Linked DNA regions of Mus musculus: region 2 is linked to region 1. Evidence: chromatin loops called from intact Hi-C (ENCODE). Cell type or tissue: gastrocnemius. All regions are shown on one strand.

Region 1 (5,000 bases):
AACCAGTTGTTCCGAGCACAGTACAATGGCTCCCTCTGCTGGCTAGAGTGCTGTACTGCAGCCTGCTCACACAGGCGGCGTCTCTCCCTCTCTGGTCTCAGACAGTCCCTTCCCTGGCTCCACCCAACAAGGGGACCGCCACTCAAGGACACCAAGCCCACCTGTCTCCTGTCCACATGCTCCTCTATGCCATTCTGAATTCCCGCCTAGAGAGCTGTAGTCCTTTCAGCCCCTCACTATCCCTAAAGATGAGGGTCCTGGGAAATTCACACTTGTACCCCAGTCAGGCCTGAGCCATGTGTAAAATGTCCCTTACCCAGGTCAGCTGTTCAGCCTCCTCTGGGAGAGATGCTAGGGCAACATGGGCAGGACCCACGCTCCAAAGTGAACATACAGGAGGAGCACAGGACAGGATACAGAACTGCAGATCAAGTGGAGGTTAAAGGAACTAGTCCATAATTGGAGTGCCTGGCACACAGTAGGTGCTCATACAAGCTGCACCCTCTACCTGTAAGAGCATCCTCTGAGGGATCCTGTGCAGGTTCCCACTCAGGAGGAGAGTCATGGTGCGTCACTTTGTAGAACTCTGCTGAACAACCCAAGTCTTCCTTCTCTTCTGCCTGCAGCGGGAAACGTGGATGGGAAGTTTAGTGTGGGCTACCGTGATGCCGTGGTGAGAACCGTAGTCGGCCTGGACCGTGAGACCACGGCTGCGTACACACTGGTGCTGGAGGCCATAGGTGAGTGCTAGCTGTCGTGCACACTGCCCACATGGCTGTTCCAGGCAGAGTTTACCCTGGGGAGCCCGGCTTAGAGTCAACCCTCTGCCCCGAGGCTAGTGAAGAAAGGCCCCCACACTCACAGGGCACTGTGGGGTGAGTGACTACCCCTCAGTGGCTATCATGTGCTCCCAACTATAAAGAAGGGTAAAGCCACATGCAGGCCAATAAGTAGACTCATGGCCACTCTGCTGGAAAGAAAAAATGTCTTCATCAGAAGGTGGCCAGGAGGAGACTGGATTCCATGCCCTGGGCAGAGCTACAGACACCCCGAACCCCACCCCCAGCCTCTGGGAAGAACTCTTCCTTGCTCCTCCAGGTCCCGTGGCCTTGGGGTTCCTTGGCTCATGCCCCACCCCTCACCTGACCTTCTCTTTGCTGGTGGTTGGTTTTTGAGACAAGCAATACTCAAATAACTGGTCTCTAATAATCCTCCTGCCTTGGCTTTCCTTGAGGAGCTACAGGCACGCACTGTGATCAGAGTACAGAACCTTCTAAGTCACTGAATCACTGGTTAAATGGCTAGGGGGACTGACCTCCCTTCAAGATCTTCAACTTAATTATGTCTCCATAGGCCCCTTTTATGAAATGAATAGTGTGCCTAGGCTCTGAGGATCTGACCGTTCATCCCACCTTCTTTAGTGCCCTGCTTAGCTCAGCTGTGCATTGGGATGGAGAATCCTGCCTGCTTCCCTAGCTTGTTGTGAAGACTGAATGAGCCAGACAAGGCTCTCCCTGGGATGTGGCATTATGTCAGCCCCAGGATATCGTTAGTGGTGTTGATGGTCCAGAAGGGCAGTGAGCCACCATCCCTTGAGGCAGATGAAGGACTGTGTAACTCTGGCTGATGGCCTGGCATACAGAGCTTCTAATACCTTTTCTTCACCCCTCACCCTCCACAGACAATGGCCCTGTAGGCAAGAGGCGCACGGGTACAGCCACCGTGTTTGTCACAGTTCTGGATGTGAATGACAACCGGCCCATCTTTCTGCAAAGCAGCTATGAGGCCAGTGTCCCCGAAGACATCCCAGAAGGCCACAGCATTGTGCAGGTAGGTGGCAAGCTAGGACCAGGCAGGGCTCTGCTCAGCCCTGAGAGTATTCATACTCGATAGCATCATACTATAAGGGGTGGGGACAGCAGGGATCCAAGGGTGGGCTGGAAGTGGCTTGTACTTGAAGAAAAATGGTCCCTCCTCCCTTCTGAGAAGAATGGGCCACAGTCTGTGTTAGCTGAGGACAGGGCCCTGGCTCACCTTGGCGTCCCCCAGAGCCTTTCAAAGCAGTGGAGAGAGGAAAGTAGCTGTTTCCTGGAAAGGAATCAAGGAGAGAGAGCGCGAGAGCCAGGGCTCAGCAAGGCCAGAACAGAGCTGCTTTCACGGCTTGTTGGCCAGGCTCCCCTCTTGGAAGGAAGCAGGCAAAAGGAAGAGCTCCTTGGCCCAGTATAGGAGCCACAGCTAAAAGGCCCAGAGGGAGGAGGACCCTAAAAATGAAGCACACCACACACACACACACACACACACACACACACACACACACACACGGAGAGGGAAGGGGGCTCTCAGTTGCTGGGAGGGAAGACAGGGAATGAATGGCCCATTTCACCAGCCTCAGTGTTTTGACTCATCCTAAGGGTAAGCCAACTCAGCAAAGATGGGCCTGCCACTACGGCCTGTTTTCTGGCTCAGTGGGAAAAGAAGAGTAGGAAGTGGGAATGTGTCTACCTCCCCGTGTGGGCACTGTCAGTTGTCAGGAGAGGCTCAGAAAGACTCTCAATAGATTCCAGGAAGACCAGAGGCATCCAGCATCTGGCTCCAGGAGGGAGGAAATGGGTCCCTTCCTCTGGCCTCAGCTAAGAAAGAATTAGAGCCCCACCACCACCACCACCATGAGGCAATAGGGCCCCACCCTTGCTTAGTACCTGCAACTCTCAGCTCACTGATAGGCACCCCAGAAACTGCAGCCCACCCAAACTAAGGACAACATAGCAGGTCATAAGGGAGCCTCGTTCCTACATTTTAGTCTGAGATGTTTCAGGGAGCTGAAGAAATGGGGGTGGGGGGGGCAGGGAATTGTTTAAAGATGGTTTGGAGTGGAAGCTGATTTTTTTTCCCCAGCCCTGAAATTCTGGTTTCTACATTTGTAAGACTTGAGTCTGCATCCTGGAGTCCCTGAGTGACATGGGCTCCCCCTACCCACCCCTCTGCTCTCCTCACTTCTCAGATGTTCAGCATCTCAGGACACTTTCTCCTAGGCCCTAGAAGTATCCTGCAAAGATGCACCCCTCCCTTTCTGAGGTCTCCAGGACGCAGGAGCAAGGCACAGTGACCTTACCTCTGTAGCATGCTTGGAGAACCACCTTCCTTTAGGCTGTGGGAGCACTGGGGCACTGGGAGATCAGTGTGGGTGTGCGTCAAGCTGACAGCTGATAACCTTGGTGAGTGGGGTACAGTGAGCGCTGGCACAAGATCTGGCTCCCTGCTGCTCCCGGGCTCATAGGGAAGAAGGCAGATGAGACTGTGCATGCTGCCTGCCTCCCTGATGCAGATTAGACACAAGAGCAATTCTGGGAGAGGGGGCAGTTCTATTGGAAAACAAAGGAGGCTTCGAACTACTGGTACTAATAAAGCATAAACGGTAAGCAGGGAGGACAGTATCATTCAGCTGCCTGAAGTGTCTGGTCAGGACGAGAGGCTCGAAATATAAATTGCAGCTAGTGGCCAGATGCACACTGTAGAGTGGGTACATCCAGTGGACACAGAGGAGACAGTGACAGCTCTGGACAAAGTAACAGCAAAACCAGAGATTAGTCCTTGGGAAGACTTAAGTGGCTTAACTAGGGTAGGCAGCCTTGTGATGGGCTCCTGGATCATTTGACTCTGGGACAGGAGCTAAGCATCTCAGGTTCCCTCTGCGCCATCTTCAAGTCTAAGATGCAGAAAGCCTTGGCTGGCATGAGAGGGTGAGAGAAAGGATCCCTAGCAGCCCACACCACACGAGTGGGCCTGCTTTGACCTGTTACTTGATGAGGTTGTTGCCACACCACAAAGAGCACAGCTAGTGCCATCCAGCCTTGATCCTCCAGCCTTGATCCTGGGAGGTCTGGTCCACGCTATCTTGAGAGGAGGCCACCTCTTTCCCAGGAAGACATGGTACCACTGCCATGCATCCTGGGGTGCTTTAGGGGTCCAGGTGGCATCGCCTCTGGTGCTGGCAGTGGCTAGCCTCCTACCATGGTGATACAGCCTCCACCTAGCCTTGGACAACAGCCTAGTGTTTGTTTGTCTGATTTGTTTTGATCTTATCTGCATTGTGATTTCACGTTTAGCTCGGGCTGCCTTAGATAATCCTCCCACCTCAGCCTGTTGAATGCTGGGATTGCAAGTGTGAGCTTCCACACTTAGCATACAGGAAACATCTTAATCTGTCTTCAGGTCTTCCCAGGCTGTCCTGACAGATGCCACTAAAGGATGCTCATGGTCTGATTCTTACCAGTGCCCTAGCTGGCAATGAATAAGACCCACCAGAAGGGGCAGGAAACAGATCCCTGGAGTCCCTTTCCTTGGGTTAGCCAGATGCAGGGATGCAAGCACCCCACTTAGCGAAGATACCTGGACCTTTTAGCAGCTGGTTTAAGCTGAATCTTCAGAAGATAAACAAGGCTTCTGGGGGACCATAGGGTGCTATTCCTAGGATTAGTAGATACCTAGCTTCCAAAACAGGTGCTCCAGTGCCTCAAGTTACACCTCAGAGCCCCAGAGTAAAGGTCTAGAGGCCTTTGGGTATTCATCTTTTGATTCAATGGTCTGTTAACAAGCAGAATTAGGGGCCTTCAGAGTCTTCTGGGAAAGGACATAGACTAAACACACAGGAAAATACTGGGGTGCTTTAGGGGTCCAGAGTACTGGTACCACTGTCCTATGGCCTGGGATGTCAGGTTCCATCAGAGACAGAATGGTCTCGGGTGAGCCTGTGTGTGGACAGGCACTGTGTCACATCATGGTGGCTTCAGTCCAGTCATAGTCACCTCGGTGGTCATCAGAGTCCGGCAGAGGACACCGCTGGATAGCAGGCCTGCCTCGTCGGAAGCTGTGCAGAGAGCGTCGCAGCGAGCCCAGGCGCTTCCAGAGCCGGAGCCTGGGCTCACTGGGGCTCACTGGGTGATGTGGCATGCATTCCCGGGCCCCTCGGCGGCCAGGGTCCAGGGCAGTTGGCTTACACA
Region 2 (5,000 bases), 59 kb after region 1:
TTCCTGCTTAGACCTACGATCCCGTATCCTGAACTTACAGAGGTGACTCCTTTAGCTTTTCTGTGGTTCCTCTTCCCTAGATCCACAGCAGCCTTGCAGCCTCCCAGCTCCGCCCTCCTTCATGTTTCTGGCCCCTGGGCATCCCAAGACAGCCAGCTCTACCCTCAGGCTGCTGGGTGGGGCTTAAGGATTTCCTAAGCGCTGACCACTACCGGAGCAGAGGCTTTCAGCACGGAGTTTACTCAATAGGGCCTTGCAGGCTTGTTTACCATGAAGGGGAAGACAGCTGCCCCTCTCTGGAACACCAGTGCTCCCATGTGAATGGGCCTCCTGGGTCAGACTAAGGACAGGCAGGGTAGTAACTTCCTCAAATCTTAGGGACACTTGTGGGGAAGAGGTTCTGTACCCCTTGGGGTCTGGGGCACCTGGTTCCAAAGGTAACCCCTGCCCCGCCCCCCATCAGTCCCTGTCAGGCCAGGAAAGGAGTGTCTTCCATGTACTCCAAGTGCCTCCTAAGCTCTGACTGTTTGAAGTCCCCCCAGATACCCCCTCCCCGTCTCACCCTGCCCCAAACACAATTCTTTTCAAGGTAACCCAGCCCCAATGCTGATGGGGGGGGGGGGGGATTCAGCCCCCAGGCCTCCTGACCAGGTCTGCTACAGGAAAGAGAAGGAAGACTTAAAGTATATGAGTTATGACTTAAAGTATAGCCAATGTTGAGGTCAGAGCAGCTCCAGGCTAAAAGTTTCCTCTTGTTTCTTTCCTGAAAGCCTCCTAGATCCCTGATTACCTCCCTGGGAGCTGAAGGGAGGCGGCCTTCAGCTCACCAATCAGCTGGAGTCAGCAAATGCAGTAGGCTGCGAAATCTCTTGGGGGGTGAGGGAGCCCAGCTCCCCCCAGAACCTCTCTGCTGCTGCTGGAAGTTCTGCAAGCTGCTGACCCTCTGCCCTGAAGCTCTAGGACTTAGTTTCCCAAATTGAGGCTGCTGACCAGAAAGCTTCCCATTCTAGTTAGGGTAGGGAAGAGGCAAGGAAAGGGGCCTAGTGGAGTCACCCGGGAGGAGGATAGTAGCCTGAGGTAGATGCCATACTGGCCTTCCTGCCTGCCACTGTCCTCCGTTCTTAGAAGCTATGCCCCTGATGAGCCTTGGGGTTGGGAGTGAAACATCCCCCGCCTGTATCGCCACCCCATCCCTGCCACAGGCTCTCTCCTGTGGTGAGGAAAGGCAGGCCAGGGCTTCAGTCTTCTGTCTATAGGGTGTGGGTGCCTTCTTTCTTATCAGAAGTCCAGGCCAGCCTCCCAGTATTGATAAAGAGTTAGTTCCCTGTCTCTCCTCCCTTTCAACCCCTTAACCCCTCTTCCTTCTTTTCTGATGCAGCTATTGGCTCCCTCTGCGGAGCTGAGCATTCCATCTCTGTCCTGACAATGGTGACTCCCTCTGGACCCTTCCTCTCCCCTGCCTTGCAGAAGCCACCCGTGCCCTGGGTTCTGAGCAGGGAAGTATCAGGCAGGCCATCTCAGGGGACCCACCTGTCTACTGTTTGGGCAACTATCAGGGTATCCTCCCCTTTTTCTTTGAGATCTTCACCGAATAAACAAAGATTGGGCTCTAGGGAGCCCCTGTGTCCCGGAACAATGTACAGATTGTGAGTCTGGACTTTGGAAGTGACATCTCCCTGTGTGGGGCTTCTGTGTCCCTGCCGAGGAGTTATCCAAGCTGGTTGCTGGGCTCAGGGGAGTGTCCCTCGTGTCTTTCTTACTCATCCAAATCAACTCCTCAGCTGTAATAAGGTTAAATGACAGAAGCCCACTGATCACTCAAACGGGTCCTTAGACTTTCAGTACAGAGCAGGTGACAAGCATGCTCAGATTCGGGAGTGTCCATCAAGACTCACACACAAGTGTCAAGGGGGATAGAATACCAGGGTCACAGCACCACACCCCCTAAGTCCTCTTAGACTCTGTTGCCAGAAGTCAGGGAGATGCCCCAGGTGTCAAAATGCACTCAGCAACCGCCATAGGACGGGGTGATTCTCCTCCGGCCCATCTCCTGCCTTGCAGAAGTTCTTCATGGCCCCTGCTCTGGACTCTCGGGTCAGGGAAGTGTCTGGCAGGCAGTCCCCAAGGGACACCCGTGCCTGCTGTTTTGGCAGCTGTTAGCAATTAAAGATGTGCCTGATGAAGGATGGAGACACCACTGCACCCTGCTGGGCTGTCCCAGCGGAGCAGCGGTAAGGTGAAGGTTACCGCAGGCTGAGGGGATTCAGGGCACTCCCATCCTGCCCCCTACACTACCGGGCTGTACTCCCTAGAGCTCTCGCTAGCACCCCACCGCCTGTTGATCTTACCTCTGGATGCAGCCAGGAAAATAGCAAGGAGCAGGGTTCCCCAGCGCGGGCTGCTGGCCTCTGGGACCGCGGGGACACCCATGTCGCCGTCGAGCCGGGCAAGAGCAGAAAGAGACTGCTGGAGTGCGCTTGGAGCAAGCGGGACTCCAGGAGCCCAGGGAGCCGGCTGTACACGCCGCTCGCTCGCTAGAGTGAATGCTGAGCCCAAGGCGAGGCAGGCGGCCGAGCAAGCTCCCCGCCCAGCAGCGCCCCCGAGGGGCGGCGGGCGGTACGGCGTCTCCAGAGCCCAGGGATGGGGGTGGGGAAGGGCTGGAGTTGCTGATAGAAGTGGCAAGTGTCCAACCAGCCACTTCCCCCTGTAAGTCCCGGTGCTTTTTAGAGATCGTGAGGGCCGTGCATACTAAAGTGTGGACCCTAGTCTAACCCAGCTTGCCTTGCGGTTCTCCTAGTCTGGAGGCAGGACTTTGGCTCCCTGTTCTCCAGCAGCCCAGGGTAGATGGGTGGGCGGGTAGGTGGATAAGTAAGGGAAATCTACGATGACTTTAGCAAGTGGGAGGGAGTTTGGCTCATTCTGCGCTTGTGTGCCCTGCAGCTGATACACCTGGTACAGTTATGTCCACCGGCTAACACACCTGAAACACGCGCAGGGCATGCACAAGCCCAGAACTTCCCAACCTCAGGACACGCTCCTGCATCTGTTGGTGTGCCCCATGGAACCTTCTCAGCCTCTTTCCCCCAGGGCTTTATCTATGGCTGGGCTGTTATTCATAGGCTCCCTTGATTCTGTCTTGCTGGTAGTTTGTTTTCAACATACTTGTGTGGAGTTTTGTTTCTGTGGGGTTTGTATTGTTTTGTTTGGGCGGAGTTTTGTTTGTGGTTTTTGAGGGGTTAGCTTTCTGAGACAGGATGCTGCCTTGTAGCTCAGGCTGCCCTCAAGACTCTTCTACCTCGCCTAATGCATGCTGGGATTGCAGGGATGCACCACCATGGCCCCTCTACAAACTCACTCCCATGCTGTCCTCCGGGCCCTCATAGGTATCTACACTCATCCTTGTACTTGCGATCACTTAGAGCTTGCTCCACTCTGTTCTTTCCTGGCCTGACCTTGGAGCCCCCTCCCCAACCCCTCCTGTCAGTGCTTCCTTCAGCCACAAGACCAGATCTGAGCTAGGAACCAGTAAATTCCTTACCTGAGTTCCCCTGCCCTACTGAGTTTTGAGGACCATGGCCTCCCACCGGTGTGTGTGTGTGTGTGTGTGTGTGTGTGTGTTTTGTATATATATATATATATATATATATATATATATATATATATATATATATACACATGAGAACACCAATGAGAACACCAGAAGATATATGTGTGTGTATACACACATTGTGTGTGTACTCATGTGTGTACACGTGTACATGTGTGTATGCATGAGAACCCTAGATTTTATAGATATAGATATAGTGTGTGTATGCTCATGTGTTTACGTGTGTACATTTATCTATGCATGAGAACATATATATATATGTTTACATATATACATATGTGTGTATACTGTGTGTGTGCTCATGTGTGTACATGTGTGTGTGTGTGTGTGTGTGTGTGTGTGTGTGTTTATGTGTGTTCCATCATCTCAGACTAGCCTTGACCTTCCTGTGTAACGGGAATAGTCTTGAACCTCTAATTCTTCTACCTCTGCCTACTGAGTGCTGGGATTATAGTGGATACCACCATACCCAGCTTCCCCAGTGTTGAGTCAGACATGGGGACTCAGACATTCTAGGCAAGTACTCTGCCAGCTGAGGGGTACCCCCTCCCCAGTGATTCTCTTCTTCACTCTGTTTCAGTGCTGGGCATTGATCCAGGGCCTCAGGGATGCGAGGCAAGTGCACTGCCACTAAACTGCATCACCAGCCTCCTTTGTCTCCTTTGTTTCTTTCTTTGTTTCCTTTCTCTTAACTTCTCAATAAGCTCCCCGGGAGTGCCTTGAGTTGATCACAGCCTTTCTATCACTGGCCTCTCAAGTATCTGAGATCGTAGGCCTGTCCCACCACACACAGCCTCCCAGCTCCCATGTGATCCAGTCCCTTATACAGGATGGACGTGAAAAGGCTGTCATCTGCACTGTCACCTGGGGGACAGACTTGAAAGTAAGCCCTGTCTAGATAGAATGGTAGAGGTTACCAATGGGGGCGGGGGTGACTATGTCTAAGGACAAGGATGTTGAACTCCTAGTGGTTCCTAGCTAAAGGTCAGAGGACAGTCCAAGTACAATGTCAGGGATCCAACTAGGGGCAGGGGGTGGGGGCTGGTAGCTATACATTGTAGATGATATGGGTGGCCTCTCACAGGCTCTATGGGCACACCCACTCTGGCTACTGGGTAAGAAGGACTACCTCAGGAGGATAGTCTGTCCTGTTATCATTAGGTGACCTTACACGAGTTTGGTACGGCTAAAGCTAGCAAACACCCTGGCATGAGAACCCCAGAAACTATCAAAACATAAGTCAGGCCCCTGAGTGTGAATGTGACCTTGGGACCCCATCTGGTGAGACAGCTTTGGGTCCTTCTTGGTGATAGAACAAAGAATATTCTCTTTTGCCAGAGAACAGCCAAGACAGCAGAGATGAAGTAGAAACTAGGCCCTCTTCCCACCCCAG

What was found. A loop is a pair of places that touch in the nucleus more often than their neighbours do. Peaks named below come from ENCODE experiments on the same cell type or tissue, not always from the same donor. Only the 100,000 strongest peaks of a DNase experiment are listed, where the experiment ranks them.
Region 2: a loop joins it to region 1, with 4 times the contacts of the local background. A loop is called at or near these places in 17 of 42 quality-filtered maps.

Annotation. Positions count from the first base shown.
Region 1 is chr10:60,403,115-60,408,114 of GRCm38, reverse strand. It overlaps Cdh23 (cadherin 23 (otocadherin)), which reads left to right. Exons shown (of 71, transcript NM_023370.3): 28 at 627-740; 29 at 1,682-1,830. Gm17455 (predicted gene, 17455) reads right to left here. Exons shown (of 2, transcript NM_001164374.1): 2 at 4,556-5,000. The coding sequence ends at 4,771. It also overlaps a transcript of Vsir not described here. Among named protein-coding and RNA genes, the nearest start is that of Gm17455, 5.9 kb to the right of the region's middle. In gastrocnemius, no CTCF peak of the experiment used is centred here; DNase peaks (open chromatin) are centred at 48 and 2,151; H3K27ac peaks cover 1,209 bases.
Region 2 is chr10:60,344,452-60,349,451 of GRCm38, reverse strand. All of the region lies in intron 39 of Cdh23 (cadherin 23 (otocadherin)), which reads left to right. Vsir (V-set immunoregulatory receptor) reads right to left here and starts at 2,601. Exons shown (of 7, transcript NM_028732.4): 1 at 2,349-2,601. The coding sequence starts at 2,430. In gastrocnemius, a CTCF peak has its summit at 2,616; DNase peaks (open chromatin) are centred at 2,188 and 2,597; H3K4me3 peaks cover 2,972 bases; H3K27ac peaks cover 2,982 bases.